Linked DNA regions of Homo sapiens: region 1 is linked to region 2. Evidence: read pairs that join two places in POLR2A ChIA-PET (ENCODE). Cell type or tissue: Panc1. All regions are shown on one strand.

Region 1 (5,000 bases), 250 kb before region 2:
AAAAACTCATATACTTGTTCAGAGCAGCATTATTCATAATAGCCCCAAAAAGGAAACAACTTAAATACCTGATATGGTTTGGCTGTGTCCCCACCCAAAGCTCATCTTGAATTGTAGTTCCCATAATCCCCATGTGTTGTGAGAGGGACCTTGTGGGAGGTGATTAGATTATGGGGGTGGTTCCCCCATGCTGTTCTCATGATAGTGAGTTCTCACAAGATTTGATGGTTTTATAAGGGGATTTTCCCCAATCCACTTTGCACTTCTCTCTCCTGCCACCATGAGGACATGTTTGCTTCCTCTTCCGCCATGATTATAAGTTCCCTGAGGCCTCTCCTGCCATGCAGGTTTAACTGTGAGGCAATTAAACCTCTTTCCTTCATAAATTTCCCAGTCTCAGGCAGTTCCTTATAGCAGCCCCTGAGAACAGGCTACTACAATATCTATCTATTGATGAATGGGTAAATAAAAGATGGTATACCCATTCGATGGAACATAACGGCAATAAAAAGAAATGACACATGCCACACATAGATGAACCCTGAAAACACTGTACTAAATAAAATAAGCTATTCACAAAAGACCACACATTGTATGGTCCCATGTATATGAAAGACCAGAAAAGGGAAATCTATACACAGAAAGAAAATTCAGAGACACATAGAGATTAACTACTATGGATTCATGGTTTCAGTCTGGAGTGATGAATGTATTCTAAAATTGATTTCAGTGATAGATGCACAACTCTGTAAATATACTAAAAACCATTGAGTTGGACACTTTATTTGTTTTTTTTTTTTAAGAGAGGTGGGGTCTGGCTATGTTGACCAGGCTGGTCCAAACTCCTGGCATCAAGCAATCCTCCCATCTTGGCCCCCAAAGTGCTAGGATTACAGGCATGAGCCACCATGCCTGGCTGGGTTGGACACTTTAAATGAGTGAATATAGTATATAAGTTATATCTCACCAAAGTCATTATAAGAAATAGGGAAGGAATGTGTGTGTGTGTGTGTGTGTGTGTGTGTGTGTATGCATGTATATATTACACTCACTTGCTTCTATATTTATAAAATCTCCCTGGAAAGATTTGACAAGAAATTGACAACACAAAGTGAAGAAAACTGTGTGGCTAAAAGGTAAGAATACTTTTTGCTATATGCTCTTTTGTTCTTTGTGAATTTTGAACCATGTGAATATATGACCTAATTTAAAACCAAGTATATAAATACAATTCAATGTAAATCATTAAAATAAATTTTGAAATGGAGTAAGTCTGTGTCAGGCTGCCCCTCTGGCAGGAGACCCTTCTCCCAGGGCCCACCCATGGCTGACTCCATGTGGCTTTGCCCGGCTATCCTGGTGACTTCAGAACCCAAACTCAGTGACTCAAACCTTTCCTCCACCTGGAGGAAATGGAAATAGTGGGCTGTTTCCATTTTTAAGCCCACTAAAGTAGTTCTGTAGCCCAAGGACCAGCGTTCTGCCAAAACCATATTACTTGTCAATGAACAGCACACGTGAACTCTGACATTTGGAAAAAGTAATCAAGAAAATGAAAATGGATCATGGGAGAGGAAGACTGAAGCACACAGGTGCCGCCAGTGTAGACAGGAGGACTAGCAGGCGACCCTGAGCCAAGCGGTCCCTCCAATGCTCTGAGGACACAGACCTGTTTCGCTTTTACCCTCTGAGCTCTACGCTGCACCTCCTCCTCAGGACATAAGAAGTAACAGAGCTTCCCCCAGAAAACCAGCTACACTTGAAGAAATGAAGAACATGACTCAGAACCCACTCTTCAGCCCTAGCCTCTGCCCCACCCTGTAAGGAAGCAGGTGTTGGAGGCCCCTGGACAATCAACAGGCTAGCCAGGGTCTCACCACCATGGCCTGCCACCAAGACACATTCCCAATAACCAGCCTACCTCCCTTTCTGCCCTGGGCACAGCCCTCTGAGCTCCACCCGACACCTTCCACCTAGAGCATTTTCGACAAGCCACTGAGAGGCAAACACCGGTGTGATAGAAATCTCATCTTACTCCACTGCAGATGGGCCACTTCAGACAAATAAGTCACATGAGGCAAAAGCATTTTCCTCTAGTGCAGCAAGAGCCTCCAGATCTCCAGCAGCCAAGCTCCAACACCATCCAGCTCCGGCAGAACCCTCCCCAACACAGAGGCTGGGGAGACCCTGGATGCACCCTCGCCTCACCCCTGTCCTAGGGCACCCCCTCCCCACCACGCTGCAGCCCCTCAGTTCCAGCACCCAGCACCCAGTCACCAGTCAAGCACCATGGCTCAACATACCAGGTCAATAACTCAAATGCCCCAAGGCCTTGTAGACAAAAGAAACCAGAGCAGCAGGACTGCTGAGACCTAAACAAGGGAACAAACAACAGTGACAAGTGGTGGACAATACTCTGTCTTCAAGTCAAAAAGGCACAAATAGCGGCACCCTGCCCAGCCTAGGTGGAGTGGCAGCCACCAAGCTCCTGCCCGGCTGCCCCGGAACAGAGGTCTTGCACTTCCATGTATCCCCACCTGTCAAAAGAAGGAGGAAATCTAGATTTTTATATAAAGGCTCCTAACTTTTAAGTGTTCTCAACTATCTTAGTTTTTAAAACACTGTGCAGATCAAAAAACAAAACAAATGTCTGTGGGCCACATTTTTCAGCCCCAGGCCATCAGTTTACCATCTCTGACTTGGTTCTCTGACCATGGTTCATTAGGTCCTACGTGCCAAGCATGAGTGATATTTAGTAACTCAGCTCAAAATCATGAGCCCAGAGAGATGTAATGATATGCACGTTCCACTAAATCCTTCCTTATCTCTGTTCACCAACAGTTCAACCATGACTAAGGAGTATTGACCATTATTTATATAATCTAGCTGCTTCCTCTACCTCCTGGGCACCATCCCATTGGGGTTAACCAAGTGTTAGCACTGTTGGTTGACCCCAGGATGGGCATGCAGCACACAGCACAGACCGTGCCCCTGGGGGCTTACGCTTCATAGAGGATCATCCAGCATGGGCCAGACAACCCTGAAGAGCTCAATGACAAGTCTTCAGGTTTTTCTTCATTACACTAAAGTGTTTAGCCTCCATCTGCTCCCCATCCTGTTTCTCTTTCCCTCTCTCAGTCCCTGAGGGATAAATCCAATGCTTACTCTTCCAAGACAAAAGCAGCACACAGTAAATCCGGCAACAGCAAATGCCCCAAGACCTGTTCCTCCAGCTCTCGGGTGTGTTTGCAAAGGGTTGGTTCTGCTTTGTTTTTATATAAGGGGCCAGGGAAGGGAAGTGAGGTTTAAAGCAGAGAAGGTAGCCCCTAGGGGCAGCCCCATGGGGTCAAGGACAGCGGCAAGATGACCCAGAGGGGCCCTTGGTGGACCCAGGGGACCTGACCACCACCTGGAAACTCTGAGGTCACAGTGCTTTGGGGCACATGTCGTAAGGGGCCCTTTCAGTACCACTTATCCCTGCCACCCAGGTAGGGGAGGGTGGGAATGTCAGTCCTCACCACCCACTCCTTCTAGGCAGATGCTCCCAATGCCCCTCCACCCAGCCCCAAGGCCCAGCTGCATGGCTGGAGTTTTCATGAGCAAGTTTCACCTGTGAGTCCTCTTCTTCCTCACCAAACCTATCCCTTTCCCTGCCTGGTCACCCCCTTCACAATGCCCCCCTTCTCTATGCCCTTCAGGACAGCCTGACACTTTCCTCTTTCTCCTCTTCATCCATTCAGGCCTCCAGTCCTCCCAAGTGGTCCTTCCAGCACCTTCCACGGGTCTCCCCAGACATCCTGCACCCCCCACACCAGCCACGTCACTATTCATGCATTCTTGGTAAATCCTTGGTACAACCTGATCTGGACCAACATTTCTAGAGAAGCCCTGTGATTACTTCACTCTTGTATTAAAATCCTCCATTTGCTCCTCTCACCCACTACAAATCTCCTAGTCCTCCAGCTGGAATTGGCTTCCAAAATCCAGCTGCAATGGGAAGGGTGAGGCGGACTCCTCCCCTTCCCCAGCTGCTCATCCTTGAGCAAGACACTTCAACAACTGAGCCTTGGTTTTCTCATCTGTGAAATGGGGATGATAAACCAAAATTGAAATTCTAAGCCCCCCAACCATCTGAATGAACCCCTCCTCTCAGCAAGGCTATTGACAGCAATTTGGAATCTCAGCAGTGCCAAAGCTAACCCGAAAAACTAATTCAGGCCATGATGGGAAGGGTGGGGGGTTGGACATACCTGATTCTACCCTCCTCCCTTTTGGATTTATTGATAGACCCTCTAAGTCTGACAAGAAACATTTACAATCTATTCTCTCCAAAGCCTGCCACCTGGAGGCTTCGCCTGCATAATAAAACCTTGGTCTCCACACCCACTTATCTTAACCCAGACATTTCTAAGTTTTAGACAATAACTTAACTCTTTCAACCAACTGCCAATCAGAAAATCTGTGAATCTACCTATGGCCTGGAAGTTATCCCCCCTTCCACTTATCCTGCCTTTCTGGACCAAACCAATGTACATCTTACATGTATTTGATATCTCATGTCTCCCTAATATGTATAAAACTAAGCTGTACCCCAACCACCTTGGGCACATGTTCTCAGGATCTCCTGAGGGCTGAGTCATGGGCCAGTGGCCACTCATATTTGGCTCAGAATAAATCTCTTTAAATATTTTACAGAGCTTGACTCTTTTTGTCGACAGGACTGACAGTGCACCACTCATAGGAGTGAGGAAAACATATAAAATGCTTATCACAGAGTCCGTTACACAGTAAGGGCTTAATAAATACTAGTTGCTATTATTGTCATCAACATCACAATTTCCAAGTGATTTCACAAACCCTACCCTCAGCAAAGCTTGCTTCACCCATCTGGTCCTGGAAGAACCTCTTCTTCCTCCCATCCTGCCAAGTCCTAATCGTCCTCCTCCTCCACCATGCCTTCCCAGACCATTCTGGTCCCTGACCCATCCTTTCTCAGTTTA
Region 2 (5,000 bases):
TAGTGAGACCTCCATCTTAAAAAATAATTAAAAATACAATGAAGAGAATACCTCCATGTTCAACTTTATGTTCTTCTGGATGTATGATAATGCGGGAATTTTAAGGGGTAGTAGTTACTCATTGAAGCTTTGTTGCCATTTAAGTTTTTACCTTTGCTGTGGGAATGGTACTCTTAGAACATGCACATTATTTTGAAAAGGAAGTATAAACTAGTGAATATCAAAGGGGAAAAATTTTGTTAACCATTTATATTATGAGCTTGAAGGTTATATGTGAAATACAGAAAAGATCTAGGTTTGTCTGATTATGGAATTCTAGATCAAAACATGTCTTCCATGTCTGCAGTAATTCACAAGTTACTGGAAAGGAACATGTAGAGGGTTTTGATATCTAAACCCTACCCAGTTTTCTGTAGGATCTTGATTTTATTTTAATGCAAGACTGCTGACCCCATGATCCTGTGTGTTCTTCAGAGATACTCTTACTGATGATGTATAAATGAACTTTGATTCAGTAAGGTCAGTTTGTAGGTCTCAAAGTACTTTGGTTATTGTGGTACATCAGAATGATAGCTAGTATTTACTGAGATCTTTCTATATGTCAGGTAATAAAAATCCTATAAAAGTATTCTTTCTACAGCCACAGGAGGTAGGTACTATTTTTATTTTACAGATGAAGAACTGTGGATTTTGTTTCTAAGAAAATTTCCAGGCTCACAGAACTAAGCCTAATTTCTTTTTATTTTTTAGCAAATACAGTTTTTATAAGAATTTGAATTCTATGAAAATAAATGGATTACTCCTAAATCTCTGATGCCTCAGTGAACACTTTTTCCTTATTAACAAAATTCTCACTTTTGGCTTTGGATTGGCTTTGCAGGAGTGCAGATTGATCATAGCTTTTTTCATGTCCTAAGAGTTGTCAGAGTTTTCTCTTGTAGCATTTTTTTCTTTACTTTTTTTTTTTACTATCTTTAAATATATGACTGTAAGAGTATGATAAATATGCTGTTTTCTAATCTCTGCTGTTGTCACATAAACTAATATATTTTGAGTAATTTTGAAATGATATTAATAATGTCATTAGATTTTCTTTGGATTTTTTGAAAAAAATAATGGTTTTAGAAGGAAATCTGGATAAATTTTATCTCTGTCCTGTGTCAGAAAAATATAAAACTTGAGTTTTTTAAATTAAGGTACTAAGATAAATAAATTGCATCTATAGATATTGAAATATGACTGTAATTTGATAATGCATTTTCATTCTCAGTGTCATTGTTCATCATAATAGTATTTACATCACCAACTTCATTTAGAGCTTGAATCTTGTAACAATAGAGATTGAAAATAAATTGGTTTATAATTAACTCTGACAGAGAATGATGTTTTTACTTTTATACTTCTCTATAGAAGTACATGTCCCTTAATTTTAAGGAATGAACAAGTCAGATGGAAGATTTTTACTGAGATCAGGAATGAATTGAGTAATTTAGTTTTCTTTTTAAAGCTGGGGAGAAATGAGCAAAATCAAGGAGAAATATCTTGCTTTTGATATTTATTACTGATGCTGTGACACTCCCTTTAATCAATGTTTTTTAATATGGGTGGCAGTATCTCAGTTAACCAAATAGTTAAGTAAGTAGATTTTTGTATTGTATATAGTAAACAGTATCCTAATTGTTGCCAAGGAGACAAGGAATTACCTAATGGGCAAAAATGCCCTTATATTTATTTACCTCAAATTCAGTCACACTTGACTGTATCTCCACAAATTCAGATGGAGAGCTGGAAAATTTATAGAGAAGACCAGGGTTTAAATCTTGTTTTTTCAAATTATGTTTGGTCATGATGAATCTGAATCATTTATTTAATGATAAAATCATCTGACTTCTCACTTCTCACTTCTCCCTTCAGTTAAAATTATTTAAGTAATGGATTTGTTTTTCTATGAGAGACATTTGGTATTTTGGTAATGAAAGTGTATTATTTTAGTTGCATATAATTTGAAAACAGCATTTTATGGCAAATCTATCAAGCCAGGCAGATACTTTGCATTTTTGATCTTTTTTTTTTTTTTTTTTTTTTGGTGGCTACATCTTTTCTGTATTCTCAGATATGTCGTTAAAGATGGTGCCACCTATAGTGGCCATTTTCGTTATCTAAACAAAACCAACATCTGTTGGATTGAAAAACTATGCTATGATCGACTGCTTTATGTGTGTATGTTTTTTTTTTTTTTCAAATCCCTTAAGATTCTTTTCTATAATTAGTTTTCTTTGAAGAAGCTTGGAAAGTTTTCTGCATTGAGATTTAGAATCCACAGTGTTTCTGTAATTTAGCTTTCCAGGAATTTTGAATTTTAATTTTTGTTTTTACTTTTTATGTACACAGTATAATGATGTTAGTGTTAAATATTAAAAATCTGACTCTTCACTGGGACTTTTTTATAGATACAAATGTATCTGTGGTAGTACAAGGACTTTGTTACTTTGGCGTGCAGTCTTATCAAGGAGTTGTGTGTGTGTTTTGCATACAACTTTACAATTTCATAGTTGAAAGCTGTTACAAAATGAAAGTTTTGTGTATGGTAGGATATCTTCAAGGTGGGTGGATGTTTTCTGTTTAAAAGATTAAGATGCCAACAGCGTTTTTTTCTTTTAATTTTTTCATCAAGCACCCAGTCAGCTTGAAGAGTTTCAAATGGACCCTACCACTGAGAAATCAAGATGGCAGTCTACTATGGGGAATTGAGGAAAAATGGATTAATACAAGAGTCCTGTGATAATATACAACCAAGACAGGGTTCTTTTAACATGGATTCCATGCAGTGAATGAAGACATAGGTTTCTTACCCAACACAAATGGACAGTGGATTTGACTTTCTAAAGACTTTTTTTGTGGACATTTTGACATTTGGAGAAGAAAGATGGCACACTAACCCAGATAATAGTTTTTATGCCTGGAATTTTTTGCAGTTTGATTTGTATGCGTATGACCTCTTGAAATGTTAATTTTTAATAAAATTTGTAACACTTAAAAATTTCTCAGTTTGGGTTTTTTTTTTTAAGTGGAAGTTTAATTAAATGTTTAGTTTTATTTTAGTAATACTTTGGCCTTTGTAGTTGCCGAGTGGTAAAGTGTACTGAATATGAATAAAGCTGGTAAATTGGAAATGGTGTAATCGAAAACATTTTACTTGGTTTATGAAGATTTACGTTTTTCACAAAGTTGTGCTCTTAGATGGTCATTTGGTTTAAATACTGTTTTGTTTGTGCTTTCATGAAACACCTTTCAAAACAACTCAATGGGTAATAATAGAATCTGATTTTAATCTGCCACAAGATTTTAATGAACTTGAAACAAACTGCTTGTTGCTCGAAAATTCAGGATGAGTGATACACATATACTTCTGAATTATTTTGTGTTGATTGAAATGGTTTCTTAAGCTTTTTAATACTATAAATACATCTTGCTATAGAATATTCATCTGAATATTTAAATTAATGTCTCCTATTGTCTTACTATTAGAGGAAGAAGTGTTGGATTTATGGGTTAGGGTCCTTGGAGTATTCACAATTTTTTAAATTTGAAATTATGTGTGTAATCCATTTTATATAACTTTGAAGTAGGATTAATATCTTGTATCGTCTTTATTTTGTACAATTGGGGATTTAGAATAAATGAATTGCACCCTGCCATAGATTACTTACGTTTGATTTTTAAATGCCAGGTTTTCATTTATTACTAATCAACTGATACCAGTTTTGGTAACTATTACAAAGGTGGTAGGCATTATTTTGGTAGACAAAATGAGTTCTTGATTCTGTTTTCCCATTTTACATGAGAAGAATAAATAGTTCAGGTTAAATTGTTTTGTGTTAATCATACTGTTTGTGATTCATGTCAAATACTGCAGCATACACATCCATGGTTAATACACGAGCACCATTTGTTATTGACTGATGTGAGGTGGTTGGTCTTTGTTAAATTCAAAAATGGAATTTTGGATATTGTTCTTGCTACGAAATTTATCTTTGTGTGTAGAGTATGGAATTGAAACAGTTTGGATTATGGATTTTACCTAGATTGGACATTGTTGATTTTGTTTGGTGTAAATCTAAAGTGGATTTCTTCAGTGAGGGAGAGACATGGTTCTGGCAGATTATGTTGAATAAGGAAAGTTGATTGGATTTTTTTGGGTGTGTGAATATGCTTGTCTGAATGGAGTGCTTGGTAGGATATTGTTTCTGGAATTAGTAATTTGTTTCTGTGGATCTCATGGTTTTGATATTTAGGAGAATTTGCTTTGTGACATTACTTTGATAATTTGCAATCACGTATGTCCTATTGTTAATAACATTGTTGAAATGGGTGTATACTTACTTGATTTGAAATATAAGGGAAGTGTTGGGATATGTGTTTTCTGTTGGATTTGGACGTGGAGTTTCTTGGGTTACTGATTTAAAGGTGATCGTGTTTGGACCATACTCTTGAATTTTTGCCTGAATCAGTATGGGAAGTAAATATATTGTGATTATGAGAAGTTTCTTTGGGGGGAGGAGTGTAATATTTTCAAGGTTATATAATGGGTTAAAGAATTTTGTGAAAGAACAAAGAAAAATGGATATTCTTGAATAAAAATTGGTTGCATTAACTTTTGCTCCAGTGCAACTTGAACACTAGGGAGGCGCTCTTGAGTTGTAAAAGTTACCCCTTTCTTCCAGTGGAGATGGAAAATTCCCCCTTAAATTTTGTCTTTAGATTATTTTTAGGCATCATAAAGAAGGAAAAACTTGAATTTATATTATGAAATTAAGGTTTTACTTTTATTTAGCAATCATTTCACCCATTGGGGGATTAATTTTTAAAAAGATTAGTACTTAGCTGAGCTTTAGATTCTCTAAGAATTATCCCTTTTTCAAAATGGCTTGATAAAACACCACTTCCTGTCCAGGGAGGAAGTTATTTTAGCTCAAGGACTGAAATATTTAGCAGATCTT

The links. ChIA-PET counts read pairs that join two places held together with the same protein. Peaks named below come from ENCODE experiments on the same cell type or tissue, not always from the same donor. Only the 100,000 strongest peaks of a DNase experiment are listed, where the experiment ranks them.
Region 1: POLR2A ChIA-PET joins it to region 2 with 6 read pairs; 2 of 35 experiments call an interaction of 5 or more read pairs at or near these places.

What each region holds. Positions count from the first base shown.
Region 1 is chr15:92,642,349-92,647,348 of GRCh38, forward strand. The region is part of intron 1 of FAM174B (family with sequence similarity 174 member B); the gene reads right to left. Among named protein-coding and RNA genes, the nearest start is that of FAM174B, 11 kb to the right of the region's middle. RefSeq lists enhancers at 1,276-2,056, 1,676-1,795, 2,057-2,836. In Panc1, no CTCF peak of the experiment used is centred here; no DNase peak of the experiment used is centred here; H3K27ac peaks cover 3,623 bases.
Region 2 is chr15:92,895,050-92,900,049 of GRCh38, forward strand. CHASERR (CHD2 adjacent suppressive regulatory RNA) reads left to right here. Exons shown (of 6, transcript NR_037601.1): 6 at 2,675-3,698. Among named protein-coding and RNA genes, the nearest start is that of CHD2, 2.8 kb to the right of the region's middle. In Panc1, CTCF peaks have their summits at 4,692 and 4,909; no DNase peak of the experiment used is centred here; H3K4me3 peaks cover 86 bases; H3K27ac peaks cover 1,797 bases.